Linked DNA regions of Homo sapiens: region 1 is linked to region 2. A link is a loop called in an ENCODE intact Hi-C map of the cell type or tissue named here. Cell type or tissue: endothelial cell of umbilical vein. All regions are shown on one strand. Each heading gives the region's core, and the rest is flanking DNA. Links, peaks and the distances in the headings are about the cores only.

Region 1 (2,924 bases), core at 200-2,699, 130 kb before region 2:
GGGAAGTTTGCACACTGGTGGGCAAGTCCGTTGGTCCTGGCACTGCCAAGCCTTGATTGGTGTTAGTGATCAAGCTTACTCTACTGCAAACACAGAGGTAGAAAGACCTCAGGTAGCTGGAATCCAATTCATCAAAAACCTTAAGTCACTGGAAACCTTCCTGTCTTCCTCCTTTCTCCTACTCTCCTCCCAAACAAAATAAACATTATACTTTTAGGAAGTAGAAGAAAAAAAGATAACGAAGAAAACTCCTATCAGGATTTCTGTTTTAAAACATTACTATCAGAGCATGTCCTGAGACCAGGTCAAACTAGGCCTAATCCCCTACATCCTTCTCTAGTGTGTATTCTACTCTGTGTCTAAGTAGTAACCAGTGGTGTTCACAATTATGACCTGTGAACCTGCAAGACCCTTAACAGAAATTCAAGCAATTGTCACACATTCATGATCTCCAGCCTCTCCACTAATTTAGACCAGAAGTCAGCAATCTACAGCCTGCGGGCCAAATGCAGCTCACCAGCTGTCTTTATAAATAAAGTTTTGTTGGAATACATCCTTGTTCATTCATTTAGATATTGTCTATGACTGTTTTCACGCTACAATGGCAGAGTGGTATAGTTGTGACAGAGACCAACCATATGGCTCACAAAGCCTAAAATATTTACTATCTGGCCATTTATAGAAAAAGTTTGCAGATCCCTGGCTTAGACCACTTTGGGATCTGGTCCCAAAAAAGTGATTAATGCCTCCTCCTCCCTGCTCTTCTTCTCTTCCTTTCCCTTTCCTGCGCTGACACATACAGACAGACCCACAGACAGATACACACACACATGTACACACACACACACACACACACACACTACTGAAAGGAAACCAGTACTGGCTGGAAACAGAAACAGGAAGGGCATGGGAAAGCAGAATTAAATTCTCTTCATAGGCCTGGCCACCTTTCTATGGAACACAGAGCCAGAGAGCTATGTACTTCAGGGTGTGCATTTGTGGGGGTTGGGGTTAGAGTCAATGTGAGAAAGCATGTGTTTGAAATAGTATTTTTATGCATATGTAACAGGTGTGTGGTCTACAAGAGCGTCACTAAATCTCAGGCTGATTTGGAAGAGCCACCTGCTCTCTTTCAACCCAGAGCTGCTTTCAATGCTCTAGCTCTATTTTCATTTGGGGTTGGGGGTGGGGATAGGTATGGTACAGGATGGGACATGTAGGGAGAATTTTTTTTAGACATCTCCTCCCTTTCCTCTTTCTCTTTCCCTCAGCTAGTTTAGGCAGAAACATGGGATGCCAATTATCACGGAAATACCACTTCAGGGATGATTTCTGGACCATTGATAAAAAGCTTAGTCAATAGTGAATATAGAGTATGATTTCTTAGTTTTTATCTTTCTTTTGAATTGCTTTAAGTGGGTGGTAGCTGAATCCCTCGAGGGTGTAGTTTGGAAACTTCCTGAAAGGAAGAATGGAGACAAAATGGACTGAGGGCTGAAGATAAAATGGTGGTTTACTTTTGACTACCTGAGATGACCAGATTATGTTAAAACTAGTTCTATCCAATCAGCTTGTGGGCTTTGTGAAGGCCCATTAATACCAGATTGGAACATGCTGTGACCCTCAGATGATAAGAACTGAATGGTCAGTCATGAGGCTGAGCTAGAAGCTCCGGCAATGGTTTGCTCTGGTTACTCAGGAAAACAGATCTAAACTTAATCAAAGACGATTGATTGGAGGAAGTGTTAGTGGGAGGAGCCTTAAGTGAAAAGTTTGATAACTTGATTTTAATGAAGCAGAAAAAAGAAGAGAAAATGGCAAGCTTGGGAGATAGGAAAGAAAAGGTCTCAGACACTGTTCTCAGACAGGAAGGATACCGGAAATGAATCAGAACCTAGGGCCAGCTCTCTGGCTCTTGCCCACATTATGTTAGTCAGTAAATGCTATCCCAAATTCTGTTCCCTTACTGTGTCCTTGCTCTCTCCACACTTCTCCCTACCAAAACTAGCTCTCTCTGAATAGAATAAAAAGGCAGGAAAAAAAAGATAAAAAAATAAAAAATAAATAAACTAGCTCTCAGAAATGGAACTGAGGTATGCTCGTTCCAACTGAGGTACAAAGGATTGGGAAGGCTGAATATATTACCTTTTCAGGGAGATTTGCATTTTGATAAATCCAGTGCTTCTTTAATAATGGGTATTCATATAGAAGGGGAGCTACTCAGAAGTGTTCTGGGGGGCAAAGAAGTTTTTTCCATCCCTTGAAGTTACACCAATATTGCTGGATCTCCCTCTGCTTCTGGCTCGGATCATGGAAATGCTAGAATTATTAATATTTCTAATGTTATGAAGAGTAAATAAAATAATTAATGTATGTAAAGTATTTGGCATAGTAAGAAGAGCTCAATAAATACTAAGATCGTTATCATGATTACACTGCTTACTCATAGTGCCAGCCCTAACAAAACACATATTCTTACCCTAGGTGCTGCCTGTCCTAGAACACTGTATGCAGGTTGCACTTTTGCAATGAGCTAGAGAAGGCCCAGAGCTATCTTGGAGACAAGGGCTGCTGTATTAGGGAATCCTAAACAGATTGCCTCTTTTCTGTGGGAAAAGTTGAAGAGGATACCATCAAATGTATGATTCAATATGTGTGGGAGACTGCATAGCATATTGGCTAAGGACTTGGGATTCTTTAGTCCAATAAATCAGGGTTTGAATCCTGGATCTTCTACTTTCTAGCTTTTTGATTTTGGGAATGTCACTTTACTGCTCTGAGCTTCAGTTTCCTCAACTTAAATGGGCATACTAAGACTTGGATTCTGAGGATTAAATGGGAATTGAGAGTAAATTCTTTAGCCGAAATCTGCAATGTAAGTGTACAATAAACTTTAGGACTTATAAACTAAGTCCTAAAATTAG
Region 2 (2,924 bases), core at 124-2,623:
TTAAGTTTTCAGTGTTTGGGGAATTTTATCTTTTTCTATATCTTGATAGGTATTTGAGTGGGAAATTGAGAGAGGCTATGTTAGTGATTGCTAGCCAAGTGCTATTTTAAAGTAGAAATCCAGTGTATATTTTAGATTAGAGCAGAGATTGGCAACCATTTCCTGTAAAGGGCCAGAGAGTAAATATTTTAGACTTTGCAAGCCATATGATCTCTGTGTTTTAACTATTTAACTGTTGTTGGAGCATGAAAGCATCACAGAAAAATGCAAACAAATTAGTGTGGTTGTGTTCAAATAAAACTTTATTTACATAAACAGGAGGACCAGATGAAAAAGTTCTGGAGATAGCTGGCAGTCATGGTTACACAACAGTGTGAATGTACTTAATGGCACTGAACTGTACACTTAAAAGCAGTTAAGTTGGAAAAAATTTTATATATATATGTATATATGTGTATATATGTATATATGTGTATATATGTATATATGTGTATATATATGTATATATATATGTGTGTGTGTATATATGTGTGTGTGTGTGTATATATATAAAATCATGCCAATAAAGAAGCCAAAACAGAAAAACCATATTTTGCTGACTCTGAGTTTAGAGGAATTAGATCTAGCATAGGCAGAGAGAGAGAGGAAGAAATTACATATGTACAGTAGGACAGTGACTCTGTTAATAAGCTAGAAGGCAGTGGGAGACATTTGAGTATTTAAGAGGAATACCATAATGGGGATGGTGAGATCTTGGAAAGCTACAATTCATCCTAGTGATGTCATCTTATGATCTTTACAGATGGAGATACACAAGAGTTCACATTCACATTCTTTGACATAAGGATCAGAGTAGGGCTTTTCTACTTCTCTAGAGGCTTGAGAAACCTCTGCAGCTGTCAGAAGTGTTCATATCAGAAACAAAAGCTAACCAGTCATTTCTTTTTGCTTGTAGTACAAATGGTGACTAGTGATGCTTCTGGTAGTTGATCTGAGCTCTTCCCAGGACTAGAAGATCCTAGCATTTTAGTTATTAACCACAGCACACTTACTCAATAAAAGAGCAGTCATCAGTCTGAGTCAACTGTTTATACAGCCTCCAGCCTAAGATTCTTCCTTATCAGCTAGAGACCTGGGCTTAAGAATTTCACAATGGGCTGGGAGCCTCTTAGAGAAACTAGCCTTTTGAGACTTTCTCTGAGTTGGGCTCTCTTGTTTGTTGTTGTTGTTTTTGAAACTGTCTCACTCTGTTGCCCAGGCTGGAGTGCAGTGGCGTGATCATGGCTCACTGTAGCCTCGACCTCTGAGTTGGGATATCTTGAAGGAATACATGAAGGAAAAGGGAACAGAGATTAAGGTTTTCCAGGCTTTGGGTTGTAATCAGACAGTTTAGCTGTATTCTGAACACCCAGCACTTAATGTGCTTGGTTATCCATGTGTATGTATCAAGGGTGGGGGAACTCATGGAGTGAGTCACTGAGTGGTATGGTTTAAATGGCAGGAAACTCTTCCCTCACCCCGCCTTGGGTAAGAAAAGGGCATAGCAGAGCGCTGACACACATCCCTCTGCTCCAGAAAGTGTACAGTACCCCTCTGCTCCCCACTGAAACCCTAAAGTTGTTCATCTTCATGTGTGCCAGGAAAGGAGTGGATCTGTGATGCAAATAGGATTATTTGGTCATATCTGCTGACTCAGTCTAAAGAAGCTTTTGAAGGGGATGAGATGAAATTTCATCTATGCTGCAGAGAGCAGGAGGTGCATTGCTGGATGGAGAGAGGACTGTAGGCTGCATGTGAGCCAAGGTAGACGAGGGAAGCATGGGGGTGGGCATGAGGAACTGGGGCAGCCTGACACGTGATCTTGGCATTGCAAAACTGATATCCTGTTGGCCTTTGGGCCACATGATATGATGACAGTGCAGTATCCCCATGGCCCTTTCTTTTTCTAGATTTCATTTATGATACTCTCAGATTTTTAAATAGCATGACTTTCCCCAGGGAGAAATTCAGACCTCAGGTCTCTAGGACTGCTCTGAGGTCATGAGATAGACTCAGTTTGAACCTGTTGAGTTTAAATGTCTTGGAATGATTTTAGCATCTCAGTACCCCCTTTCCCAGTGCTCATCTGGTCAGCTGCTCTGGAACCTGAGGGATTCTAAACTGAGACTTAGTTTGGGGTCATATGCAGTTAAAAAGGGACAGTCTTTTGGCACCTTCACCTCGGAGGTGGCTGCTTTTTGGCTTAGCGTTGGACTCATCACTGAAAAAGATAGTTGAGAGGTTGTTTTTGACCTGAGCAGCCTTATTAAGACTCAGTTATTGGCAAAGGAGAGAAGGCTCTGCTTATAAATGTTGCAGATTTAAAGGGGAAAGAGGAAACCACAGTAAGTAAAGAGCGATTCAGGGAGACCAGTTTCTCTTTTTTATTCAGAATGCTGCTCAGGTATCTGCTTTCCTAGGAGCCACCTTATTGTCAGGTTCTGCCTTCGGTTTATGTGTATTCTTCCCTTAATTCTTAGAAGAGGGAAGATGCTTTGGGGTTGTTCACAGGTTCCCATTCGACATAAAATAGAAGCTGCCTACCTTTACATATACTCAGTTTTATCTTCTCCAAGTCTCCCAGAAGTTCTCTTTGAAAGTTCCTAGAGCAGGGACTGCTTTTATTTTTTTTCCTTCTCCTAGGCTTTAAGCATGTATTTAGATGTATGTCACCATTGGGTAAAAGAAAGGCTAAAGATTCAGATAACTTTTCCCATCTGTGGAAACATGGAAAGCAGTACTCAGCAGAGGAATGAGGACTGATTATTTTGGGCCTCTTTTTACTTTATCCAAGTGAAGAATCTACTGTGCTATATATTTGTCAAAAGCAATTCCAAAGGGCAGGGGTTGGGGGAAAGCAGTACGGCATAATAAGATTTGGGCAA

The links. A loop is a pair of places that touch in the nucleus more often than their neighbours do. Peaks named below come from ENCODE experiments on the same cell type or tissue, not always from the same donor. Only the 100,000 strongest peaks of a DNase experiment are listed, where the experiment ranks them.
Region 1: a loop joins it to region 2, with 6 times the contacts of the local background. A loop is called at or near these places in 2 of 110 quality-filtered maps.

Annotation. Positions count from the first base shown.
Region 1 is chrX:109,952,646-109,955,569 of GRCh38, forward strand. No RefSeq gene overlaps it. Among named protein-coding and RNA genes, the nearest start is that of TMEM164, 49 kb to the right of the region's middle. In endothelial cell of umbilical vein, for the core only: no CTCF peak of the experiment used is centred there; a DNase peak (open chromatin) is centred at 1,736; H3K27ac peaks cover 2,269 bases.
Region 2 is chrX:110,086,148-110,089,071 of GRCh38, forward strand. The region is part of intron 3 of TMEM164 (transmembrane protein 164); the gene reads left to right. Among named protein-coding and RNA genes, the nearest start is that of MIR3978, 5.5 kb to the left of the region's middle. In endothelial cell of umbilical vein, for the core only: no CTCF peak of the experiment used is centred there; DNase peaks (open chromatin) are centred at 1,034 and 1,484; H3K27ac peaks cover 2,500 bases.